2 separate regions of the Homo sapiens genome follow, and region 1 is linked to region 2. Evidence: chromatin loops called from intact Hi-C (ENCODE). Cell type or tissue: PC-9. All regions are shown on one strand. Each heading gives the region's core, and the rest is flanking DNA. Links, peaks and the distances in the headings are about the cores only. Region 1 has its middle 150 kb from the start of MIR187. Region 2 holds the start of MIR3929 (microRNA 3929).

Evidence for each region. A loop is a pair of places that touch in the nucleus more often than their neighbours do. Peaks named below come from ENCODE experiments on the same cell type or tissue, not always from the same donor. Only the 100,000 strongest peaks of a DNase experiment are listed, where the experiment ranks them.
Region 1: a loop joins it to region 2, with 4 times the contacts of the local background. A loop is called at or near these places in 19 of 110 quality-filtered maps.

The regions. Positions count from the first base shown.
Region 1 is chr18:35,748,891-35,755,260 of GRCh38, forward strand. No RefSeq gene overlaps it. Among named protein-coding and RNA genes, the nearest start is that of MIR187, 150 kb to the right of the region's middle. In PC-9, for the core only: no CTCF peak of the experiment used is centred there; no DNase peak of the experiment used is centred there.
Region 2 is chr18:35,930,439-35,936,808 of GRCh38, forward strand. It overlaps MIR3929 (microRNA 3929), which reads right to left and starts at 3,704; the gene lies at 3,650-3,704. In PC-9, for the core only: no CTCF peak of the experiment used is centred there; a DNase peak (open chromatin) is centred at 3,783; H3K27ac peaks cover 580 bases.

The DNA of each region.
Region 1 (6,370 bases), core at 2,331-4,830, 180 kb before region 2:
TAGTCCTGCCCTATACCTAGGAGCCAAAATGAGTGATTGAAGCATAAGTCTCAGATCACTGAAGTTTATGGAGCCAGCTTGGGGGATGCACCTGGGAAAAACACGAGTCACAGATGCATCTGTGGCTCTTTCTTCCAAAGACGTTCTCAGGAGGTTTTGTATTTATACATTTTCCTTAAAAAGTATGGGGCGGATGGCAGTGAGCTGAATGATTACATACTTGTGTATGTGCCCAGTAAATCTACATTTTATGTAAGATAAAGTGAATATTGGAAGAAAATGGGAATAGAGGAAGCATATGTCTCAGGGAGGGGTGAAGGGATGATCAATCTCATTTTATCTTTGTTCTGTACCTGGGAAGATAAGCAAGTAATCAACATTATCAATGTGGAGGCTTTTGAAAGGGCTGGTTTCTGTTTACTCCTTAGAAAAGAAAGCTTAATGATAGTTAGCAAGGAAGGGGATAAAAAATTGAGGCGAGTCTGACCTCCCATCCCATAATAAGGCATGTCTGACTTCCCATCCTGTCATCGTCATGAAATCAGCTTTCAAGGATTCTTTCGAGTCCCGTTGGCCAAGAGAGGGCCCGTTCAGTCATTTGGGGGCTTAGAATTTTATTTTTATTTCTCATAAAAAGGCTGCACAGAGAGGCTAAGAATCTGAACACACAGGCCTACGGGGTTCCCCATTCTGCCTATTATTGTTACCAGAAAGGGGTCCCAATCCAGACCCCAAAAGAAGGTCCTTGGATCTCAGGCAAGAAAGAGTTTGGGGCAAATCCCTAAAGTGAAAGCAAGTTTTTTAGAGAAGTAAAAAAGCAAAAGAATGGCTACTCCATAGGCAGAGCAGCGGCACAGGCTGCTTGACTGAATATTTTTATATTTATTTCTTGATTATATGCTAAACAAGGGGTGGGTTATTCTCATCCTGTGATTAAGAATGCCTGACCTTCTGGGAATGCGGCCCAGCAGGTCTCACCCTTATTTTACCTGGCCCCTATTCAAGATGGAGTCACTCTGGTTGCAACACCTCTGACATTACCATTAGATCATACCCTTTGTCCAACCACATTTCATACAATTGTCCATTCTTCCTCAAATCTAAGCATACAGACAGACGGTTTGCACTGGGTGTTTGCGTCTTCATTTCCGAAAGCTTCCATGTCACATAAGAATTTGATTACATAGATTTGTTGTTTTTTTCTTGTTAACCTGTCTTTTGCTATAGGAGGGTTGGCAGTGACCCGTATTGTTAGTGGTGGAAGGTATCTGAGTTACTGGCAGTGAATCCACACACGTCTGCAGCAACTTCAATTCTTGCCTCCGCAGAAGAAAGAATTTGACTGACGGGCATAAGGCAGAAAGACAGAGGCGAGTTTCAGAGCAGGAGTGGAAGTTTATTAAATAGCTTTACAGCAGAAAAGAGGGTATGCTTGGGAGAGTCCCAAGCTGGCGACTTGAAGAACAATTGTGGTGTTTAACCTTGCTCCTAGGACTTTATAGGCTGGCCCCTTTCCCATGATTCTTCCCTTAGGGTGGGTTGCCTGCATGTGCAGTGTCCCCCTTATGCTTGGGAGGTGAGCACGCACAGTGTGTTTGGGAAGTTGTACACATGCCTATCTGAGGCTTTCTTCCCTTTTCTGGTGAAGTGCCCCTGGAAGGTCATACTCTGCCATTTTGTCTCTTAATGCACATGCCCAGGAAGTTGCTTCTCCCCAGCATCTGCATTCAATGAACATTTGAGTGCAACAGGTGTGGACCATCAGGAAATGGCCCCTCCCTGGCACCAGCCGCCAATTTATCACTTTTAGAGAGGCAATGTGATAATTGCTTAATTATCACCTGACATTCCTAGTGGGTGGGGGAAGAGCCCTCTCCTGCCCCACTCATGCCTGTCTACCTACTGTAACATTATGATGGGGTCACATAAGGTTTCTGCCCCTACAATCCCAGCAGAAATAAAGACAAAGGGGCAGTGTGAAGCAGACACACAGAGTGAGGTTCGGAGTGGAAGTGTAACAGGTGAAAGAAAGAGAAGAGCTCTCTCTGCTGCAGAGAGAGGGGTCTTGGAGAAATGAGTTGCTGGTTCCATGATGCAATGCAGCAAGTTTTATAGATGAGCTTGAGGAGGTGGTGTCTGATTTACATAGGGCATGAAAGATTGGTCAGACCAGGTGTTCTATTTGCATAGCATGCAAAAATCTGGCCACCCCCCCGAATCTTTTGTTATGCAGGTGGGTTCTCTGCATCTGGTGCCATGTTGCCTGCTTCCTTACTGTACACGTGGTGACAAACAAAAGGGAAAATGGTGCCTCTATGTTGAACATACCTGGCTTCCAGGTAGCCCTTTTCTATTGGCACAACTGCAGCATTCACTCCTGCATGGTTATCTATGTCTGCAGCTCAATTTTTCTGGCTGCTTTTTGCTAGAAAAGAAATTATTGGCCAGGTGTGGTGGCTCACGTCTGTAATCCCAGCATTTTGGGAAGCTGAGGTGGGTGGATGGCTTGAGGTCAGCAGTTCGAAACCAGACTGGCCAACGTGGCAAAACCCCGTCTCTACTAAAAATACAAAAATCAGCCGGGCATGGTGGTGCACGCCTGTAATCCCAGCTACTCGGGAGGCTGAGGCCTGAGAATCACTTGAACCTGGGAGGCAGAGGTGGAGGTTGCAGTGAGCCAAGGTTGTACCATTGCACTCCAGCCTGGGCAACAGAATAAGACTCGTCTCAAAAAAAGAAAAAAGAAAATAAATTATTTTAGGGCTGCTTTTTGTTAAAAGGGAAGGCTTGCTGAGGACTCTGTTGCCCTTACTATCTGCCTAAATAATTTCTTTCTAGCTCCTGTATCAAAATCTCAGTTCATGGGCCTAGGAGTTTCCCTCAGAGGGGGCCCAAGACAACAAACGGTCTGGCCATGAAAAATCTAAAAGACCCCGGCCTTCTGGCAGCATGCGAGGGCTGGTTTAGCCCTACCTAAGACAGGGCATTGCTAGGGCCACCCTGGCCTCTGGGTCCGGAGCTGTGGAAGGAGGGTGGTGGTGGTGAAGGCTGCTGGTGGAATTGTAACCATCCAATGGGTTCTTCCTGCCCACTGCACAGAAAAAACCCATTCACTGAGACCACAGCATTGCAATAAAGAAAGAGTTTAATAGACACGAGGTTGTCCACACCACATGGGACATAGAGTTATTAATCAAATAGATCTCCTTGAAAACTCCAAGGCTAGGGTTTTTAAAAAATAGTTTGGTGGCCCAGGAAGACCATTTCTGGATAGGGCCACAGGACCAGCTTGGTGGGAGTCAGTGGGGGTCAGAGATGCAAAAACCTGAAAAGACATATCAAAAAGCCAATCTTACGTTCTACAATAGTGATGTTATCTGCGGGAGTAATTGTGGGAGTTGCAAATCTTGTGACCTCCGGAATAATGGCTGCAATGGCTAATGTCTACACCTTAGAAGAATTCAGGATCCTCACATCCTCCTAATCTGGTGGCCTTTCATTAGCTTTAGGTTTAGTTTTGGGGAAGGGCTATTATCATTTAAACTATAAATGTCTCCCAAAGTTAGCTTGGCCTATGCCTAGAAATGACTCAGGGCTCTTTGAAGGTTAAAGGCAAGATAGAAGTTGGTTAGATCACATCTCCTTCACTGTCATAGTTTTCTCACTGTTAAAATTTTTGCAAAGGCAATTTCAGGATTAGAGTCCCCCAGCGACACCTCTCTGTCACTTGCAGAGGGTCCCAGGTCCTGCAGAGTCACGAAAACCAGTCTGTGACATGACATGTCCCTTTGCTCAAGGGAGGGCTGCTTGGAGCTGCACACTTGCTGAGTTAAAGAGCAAGGGTGTCCAGGGAAAGTGATGAGGCTGCAGCCCCAGCTCACCTACCCTTCCTGGGCTTCATGTCCACCTCAGAAAGGCCCAGCCTTAAGTTCATCAGCAATAGTTGCATGGCTTGAAAGCACACAGCCTGGGCCAACTTGCACACTGGGCATTGGGGAAGGGACATTGGCTCTGTGATCCCAATTCTCCCATCTCCAGCCCCTCCATTGGCTGCAGAACAGAGTTTCTTTCAGCATCTGGGAGACACTCTGTGGGTCCCGGGGGTTAGACACCCCATTAACCCAGGACAATGTCCTGTCACAGCAGAGCCCTTGCCACCCTCAAGAACACCCTCAGATGACACAGAGTCCTCAAAGCCTGAGCCATGGGCTTGTTAGACATCATGTTCTTGGGCTCCACCCCAGACTCAATGCATCAGAAACTCTGGGGTTGCTTAAGTTTGTGTTAAAGGATACTTTTCAACAAAAAGTAAAATTATGATTCTAAGGCAGTTATAAAATCAATATTGTTAAAGACTTTATTCAACTCATTATTAGTGAGGAAAGTGAGGATAGCAAAGTCACCTGGTGTCCATCAAGCAGACCATCTGGAGGCAAAACTCTTTATTTAAGGAACTCAGAAGTAATTAGACTTTCCTATTTTCTAAAGCCATAATCTGACACCAGGCTTCTTTCTAAAACATGTATAAGTAACTAGGATTTCTAATGCATCTCCGGAATGCATGTATGTTGAAACTCATTGTGCAACACTTGCCGACATCAAGGCACCAAATTACCTACATGGCTAATATGGTCCAAATTACCCTTAAGCTCCCACTTTAAGGTCCATAAATACCCCTAAGGAAAATCCACCTTGGCACGCTCAGTCTTGTCTAGCTGAAGCGCCCTGCTATACTCTGCTGCAGTGTTCTTTCTGTTTAATAAAACTTTCCTCTTCAAACCTATTCTGCTGTCGGTACATTCTTTTCCCATATGTGAGCCAATCACTCTCCACTGCCAGGGCTCTGACAACTTGCCTGGCAGAAACCTATAGGATGTTTCAACATGTTCAAGGGAGAATCCAAAGAATAGACACATTTATATATCAGGAATATTAAAATGAACTTACAAGTGGATCCCAAACTGGTTTCTCCACATTGGCAGGGTCATCCCTTCACCAGAGAGAATTTATTTGCATGTCCATAGGCAAGACTTATTTTGTTTGCTGTCAGTCATTTACAACTTATAGATTTGTAAAACAGCACACAGTGAGATACCCCTACAGGGTGTGATCTAAACAATTCATAGTTTTCCATTAAATCACACATTTTCCCCTCAAGAATCTCCAGCTGAAATGATCCAACAGGATTTGGTCAGTCTGTGGCCTGGCCAGCTGGGGGCCACACCCTGACGGAGGCCCATAGCTCCTGATGAGTGGGAGAGGATGGGGGACGCTTGGAAAGAACCTAGGGTTCCCACAGTGAGGATCAGCATGGCTTTGTATAGCCCATCTCTGAATGCCTCAGAACCCACTAGGAATAAGCAATTTACTGTTATTGAAGTCTGTGAAATAATTCATTCCTAAATAAATTTGCTAGGGAATTGTGGGCTGTAATTACTGACAGACATTGCCAGACATTGAAGGTCTATCAGGCAAAAACCAAACAGAACCGACTAGACTTGTAGGCGGATGCAAGACAGGTGAAGAGGCAGGAGGAGGCTGTGTGGGACACAGCCGGGTGGTTTGCACGCTGTGTCCTCATCCTGCATTATCTTCTTCCAAGGCCCTGGCATAAACGAGCTCCAGGTGTGGAAGACAGAGGATGATGAAGGAGCTGGCTGAGGTGGCCCCTGAATTCAGATCCCCCTCCCCAAGGTGGTTCCTGAGGGGCATGGGGCCTGCTGGAGTTCAGCGGGGCTTCAAAGCAGACAGACCTGGAGTCCCTGTCCTGGCCCTGCCATATCCCCAAGTCAGTGACCCCAGAGTGAGCCTTGCACCCCCTAGGCCCTCATCACATGTGCTAATAGCGTTGGAAATAGTAACTTGAAGCCCCAGCTCTGTCCTGGCTCAAGAGGCACTCAGTTCCCTTCCTCTCACCAGTGTGATGGTACCTCTGAGTTGCCAGAGGAAGACTGGGCAGCCTGGCTCGCTGCAGCCTGCAGGAGGTGGGCAAATGTCAGAAGGTCCTGTTTTGGGGCTCCCCAATATCCAGGATCTCAAAAAAGTCTGGGTGGTGTTTGCTTCACTCTTGAGTGTAGCCTCACCCCTCAGGCCCTGGTTACAGCATGGCCGGCAACTCCTTTGCCTACTATAGTGGATTCTGACCCAGTCTTTCTGCCACCCGCCCCTTCTCCCTCCACTCCACACACAACCCCTGTCAGCTAGACCAGGAACACTGGGATGTAGGGTCTGTGCAGGCAACAAGCTAACAACATGGGGAAAGGTCACATACTTCGTCCTTGGGAATGTTGGCACCTAATGCCCTGGTGGGCAGAGAGCACATTCTTCCTGCAAGTTTGCTGATCAAATGCCCTTAGCAATAAACAAGAAA
Region 2 (6,370 bases), core at 2,627-5,126:
AGCACGTTGTCCACAATGTCCAGAATAAAATAAAAATCACTAGACATACAGGTGAGTGTGTGTGCACACTCATGCACACACAAACAGGAAATGGCACTCCATATACAAAAGACAAAGGCAGCCCATGGAGATTGATCCTAATATAACCAACACGTTGGATTTAACAGATGAAGATTTTTAAAGCAGCAAATGAAACTATGTTCAAAGATGCAAAGAAAATAAGCTCCTAATGAATTGACAAATAGGAAATCTTTGCAGAGAAATAGAAACATTAAATATACCAAGCTCACAATTACAACATGTAAAATAAAAAATTCACTGGATGGGCTTAATAGAATATTGAAAATGTTAGAAGAAAGAACCTGTGATTTTGAAAAAAAGATTAATCAACATAATTCAATCTCAAGAAAAAAATTTAACCTATCGGATAATATCAAAAGGTATAACATAAATATAATTGGGTCTCCAAAAAAAGAGAGAAAGAATGAAGCAAAAATTAAGGTTTTTTGAAAAACAAGGGCCAAAATGTCCCCAAATTTAGTGAAATAAATAAATATGTATATATATATATATATATATATATACACACACACACACACACACACACACACACACACACACACATATATGCTATGTGGAGATACATACAAAAAATATGCAAATACAAATATATATGCAAATACAAAAATATATTCAGAAAAAACACCATGAACAAGTAGGTTTATCACAAGAATGCAATGTTGATTTAACATATTAAAATTGTCAATGTCACATGTATATCTCTACATGCATATATATATATACACACATATGTGTGTGTGTATGTGTGCATATACATTACAATCAAACTTCTGAAATCAGAGGTTAAAAAAATTATTGGCTGGGCATGGTGGCTCATGCCTATAATCCCAGCATTTTGGGAGACTAAGGTGGGAGGATTGCTTGACGCCAGGAGTTCGAGACCAGCTTGAGCAACATAGTGGACCCCCATTTGTGAAAAAAAAAAAAAAAAAAAAAAAAAAAAAAAACCAGCCAAATAAAAATGATAAATTAAAGTCTGGGTATGGTGGCTCATGCTTGTAATCCCAGCACTTTGGAAGACTGAGGCAGACATATCGCTTCAGCTCATGAGTTTGAGACTAGGCTGAACAACATAGCAAAACCCCATCTCTACTAAAAATAAAAAAATTAGCCGGGTGTGGTGGCATGCACCTGTGGTCCCAGCTACTTGGAGGGCTGAGGTGGGAGGCTCGCTTGAGCTTGAGAGGTGAAGGTTGCAGTAAGCTGAGATCACATCACTGCACTCTAGCATGGGTGACAGAGGGAGACCCTATCTCAAAAAAAGATAAATTGCGTAGAAGGGAATAAGAATATAAATGATGGCCAACTTTTCATCAGATAAACATAGGCCAGAAAATAATGGAACCACACAGTTAAAGTGCGGGGGTAGGGGGAACACTGTCAACCTAGAATTTGATATCCAAACAAAATATTCTCCAAGAATGAAAGTAAGAAAAATATTTTCAGGCAAATAAAAACTACCTGAGTTCATTGCTGGCAGATCTACATTATAAGAAATGCTAAGGCATGAGAAAATAAAGCCAAAACTAATGAAAGAGAAAGCAGACAAACAACAGACAAATAACAGAGCCAAAATATGGTTCTTTAAAAATACGAATAAAAACTATATACCTCTACCTGGACGAAGAAAGGAAAAAAGAAGACACAAATTAGCAATATCAAGAATGAAATCAGGGACACCAGTATAGAGCCAATAGACATTTAAAACATAATAAGGCAATATATGAATACTTTATGCCAATAAATTTGTCAATTTGGATAAAATGGAATAATCCTTTGAAAAATAAAAATAACACACAATGAAAAAATGTTACTAGCCTTATACTTAGTAAAGAAATTGAACGTATTATCAAAAATCTTCACACAAAGAAAATTCTAGACTCAGATAGTTTCTTTGTTGATTCTGTCAAACATTTGAGAAAGAAATGACATCAAATATAGACAAACTCTTTCTAAAACACAAGAGAAGAGAACACTGTCTGAATCACTTTTATGAGGCCTATATAAATTTGATACCAAAAAACTAGCAAATATATTACAATAAAAGAAAACTACAGAATATCCCTCATGAACCTAAACAAACTACTAGCAAATCAAATACAAAAATACATGCAAAAGTTCATATTCCATGAAGAAGTAGGTGTATCACAAGAGTGCAATGTTGATTTAACATATTAAATTGTCAATGTAATCCACCATATTAACAAAACGAAAGAGAAGACAAATATGTAATCATTTCATAAGCAGAAACATTATTTCCCTAAGTTCAACTGCCATTTATGATAATGGTGAAATATTGTCCTCTTTTATTATCAAGAACAAGCTAAAAATGTTTACTGTCACCACTTCTGTTCAACATTGTACTGGAGGTCCTAGGCAGTAAAATAAAACAAAATGAAATAATAGGCATAAAGATTGAAAATTAAGAAGTAAAACTCCCTTTGTGTATAAATGACATCATTGTTTGCAAAGAGAATCCTGAGGAATTTATGTAAAAATAGCAAGGTCACAGAATACAAGATCAATCTGAAAAAATCAATTATATTTCGATTTACTACCAGCAAAAAAAAAGTTTAAAAACCAATTTTATTTATAATGATATCTAGAACATTAAATACTTAGAAATAAGGTTAACAAAAGGTATTTAATAACTCTATGCAGAAAACTATGAATTTAGAAGACCTAAATACATGGAGAGGCATTTCATGTTCATAAGTTGAAAAACCCAATGCTTTTATAATATACAGTCTCCTCAGATTGATCTATAGATTCAATGCAATCTGACTGATAATTAGGTCAAGTTTTCAGAGAAACTGACATATTGATTCTGACATTTATATGGAAATACTAAGGTCCTAGGATCTCTAAATTAATACTGACAAGACAGAATATGAGGACTTCCACAACCTGAGTTTGAGGCTCCAGTAGCCAAGCTAATGTACACAAAGCAAGTTTATGCAAATACATGAATAAAACACAACAGGCAGCCTAGACCTAGACTCACACCTATAAGGTTACTTAATGACTGACAAAGCCACCGAAGCTCCAATGGGAAAAGTAAGCGCTTTTCTAGAAATGATGCTGGAAAAATAGATATCCATATGGGGAAGAAAATGAATCTCAATTCCTATCTCAACTCATGCACAAAATTAATTCAATATGGATGATAGACCTAAACATAATACAGCTAAAATTATAGTAGTCCCCCTTTAACCACAGTTTTGCTTTCCATGGTTTCAGTTACCCTCAGCCAACCAAAGGGACATGTGGCTCATCATCCACTCACATCCAAAAAACTAAAAGAGAAATTTTAGAAATAAATAATTCATCCCTTTTTAAAAAAATTTTTTTGAGACAGAATCTCACTCTGTCACCCAGGCTGGAGTGCAATGGCGCAGTCTTGGCTCACTGCAGCCTTGGTCTCTCAGGCTCAAGCAATCCTCCAACCTCAGCCCCCTGAGTATCTGGGACTATAGACATGCACCACCACGCCTGGTTAATTTTTGTATTTTTTGTAAAGATAGGAGTTCGCCATGTTGCCCAGGCTGGTCTTGAACTCCCGGGCTCAAGTGGTCTACTCACATCAGCCTCCCAAAGTGCTGGGATTACTGGTGTGAGCCACTGCACCTGGCCAACTCATACGTTTTAAATTGTGTGCTGTTCTGAGTAGCATGATGAAATCTCAGGCCATCTGTCCCGTCCCTCCTAGGATGTGAATCATCCCTTTGTCTCGTGGATCTACACTGTAGATGCTACCTGCCTATGGGTCATTTAGTAGCCATCTGGGTTATCAGATCAACTGCCGTGACATCACAGTGCTGATGTTCAAGTAACCCTTATTTTAGTTCGTAATGGCCCCAGTGTGCAAGAATAGTGGTGCTGGCATATCATTATAATTGTCTGTTTTATTATAATTTGCTGTAATCTCTTCCTGTGCCTAATTTATAAATTAAACTTTATAATAATATAATATTATATATAATATAATATAATTTATAAATTAAACTTTATAATAATACATATAGGAAAACAACACAGTATATATACAGTTCTTTAGTATCCATGGTTTCAGGTATCCACTGGGGGGTCTTGGAATATGTCCCCAGCAGATAAGCAGGGTATACTATATAGAACTGTCAGGAGAAAAATATTTGAAACCTGAGAATAGGCAAAGATTTCATAGGTCACAATTATAATGATATGCCAGCATCACTTGTCCATGACAAGGTGCTTTACAGAGGCCATTGTCTCCTTTTAGCTAGGCAGTGAAAAGCACATTACAAGTAAAGAAAACAGCAGTTTTCTTAGACTGTTTACTTTGCAATAAAGGAATACCTGAAACTGGGTAATTTATAAAGAACAGGGGTTTATTTGGCTCATGCTTCTGCAGCCTATACAGGAAGCATAGGGCCTCAGAAGCTTCCAATCATGGCAGCAGGTGAAGGGGAGCCAGTATATCACGTAGTGAGAGAGGGAGCAAGAGAGAGAAGGAAGTCTCAGGCTCTTTTAAATAACCAGATCTTGGGCGAATTGGTAGAGCAAGAACTCCCTCATTACTGCAAGGATGGCACCAGGCCACTCAAGAGGGATCCACCCCTGTGATGCAAACACCTCCCACTAGGCCCACCTCCAACATTGGGGTTGCCATTCCAACGTGAGATTTGTAGGGCACAAGTATCCAAACTATATCAATGTCCTCTGAGTGTGTGTGTGTGCACGCGTGAACTCATGGGGTTTCTTATTCTCATAAATTCTGGCAGTCCTCTATTAATTACTTACTTCAGACACAAATTATAACCAGATATGGGACAATATAGTTACTAGGGAAAAAAGTTTACTTTCTAAAAAGAATTGGCATATTCTTTGGTTAATTAAGAGGAGAAAGTATCCAGAACCCTTTTCCAGTTCTCTTTGCAGAAGCGTATAATTGCTTTAAGGGTCTTTCTGGCGAAAAGTGATTAGAGGATACATTCCGCCAAGCACCAGGCTGCTCCCTCGGCATGTCCCCCACTTCTGCTGATGCACTAACGTGTCTCAAATCAGTTGCCAATTGGCAGGTGAATCCTATAAAACTGCAAACCTCTGGTGGAGAAACATTATATAAAAGGAATGTAATTGCAGGAAGCTTTCCACCTGCCCCATTCTAGAGGCATCGCAAAGCAGATTTTGTCTAAAGGCTTACCAGAAAGTGAGAGGGCTCCAAAAGGACTTAGAAGGCCCATCAAGCACAACCTGGCATTGTTCATCCCTAATAATTATATGTGCAGAGTTTTATAGTAGCTCTTCTCCTAGTGGTTCTTTTCATCAGCCTTGTCAATGGAGTGAGAATAAACCTCCCTTCCTGTCTGCCACCCCACCCCACCCCCACTGTGAAGCACCTGGGTTTTGTGTGGGGTTGACTCCCCCGTGCATCCCAGCATCAGCCCGGGCCTGACCAGTCTAGCCCAATCAGGGCATCCCCCACTCCCCTTGCTGTGGTATTTTGTTCAGGGATGAACTCCTGCAGAGAGAGTATGTCTTCATCAGAGACAACTGGCAGGCCTGCCCTGCCGAGGAAAGCCAGCCTGAAGACAAAGCCCACACAGGGCAAGAGAAACTAAGAGAAGTTAAGACAGAACCAGAACCCTGATCAAACCACACCTGGAGCCCACCAAGCATTTGTGTCGCAAAAACTTAGTGAATCCCATCTAATGTTCAAACCTGTGCATTGGATTAGGTTTTTAGTACCCTGCACCCAAAACCTCCTCACTAAAATACTACATATCCTCTGAAATATTAAACAAAAGAGAATGGAAACTACCAACTACTCATGTAATGAGTTTTAGAAATCCTGGCCTTGAAAGATGTTGTGTTCAGGAACGACTATATAACCAACATAGGTTGTATATTTTCATGGGGCAATGACACCTCTAATAATTCACGCATCATTTTCTACTCACGCACTGCTTACTTCTATAAGGATTTCACATGGCTTACAACAAAATACCTATATATTAGGATAATAAAATAAGAGTTAATTATCCAGGGGAAAAGATGGATATATCAGAAAACATCAGTGAAGTATAACTCTTAGGTTGGAACATACAATTTAGCTCCGAGCATTCTGTCAGCCAAGGTTAAAATTATTACAGGTTGAGTATCCCTACTCTGGAAAGCTGAAATCTGAAATGCTCTAAAATCCAAAACTTTTTAAGTACCAACATGATGCTCAAAAGAGACGCTCATTGGAGCATTTCCAATTTTAGATTTTTTGACTTAGGGATGCTGAACAACTAAATGTAATGCAAAT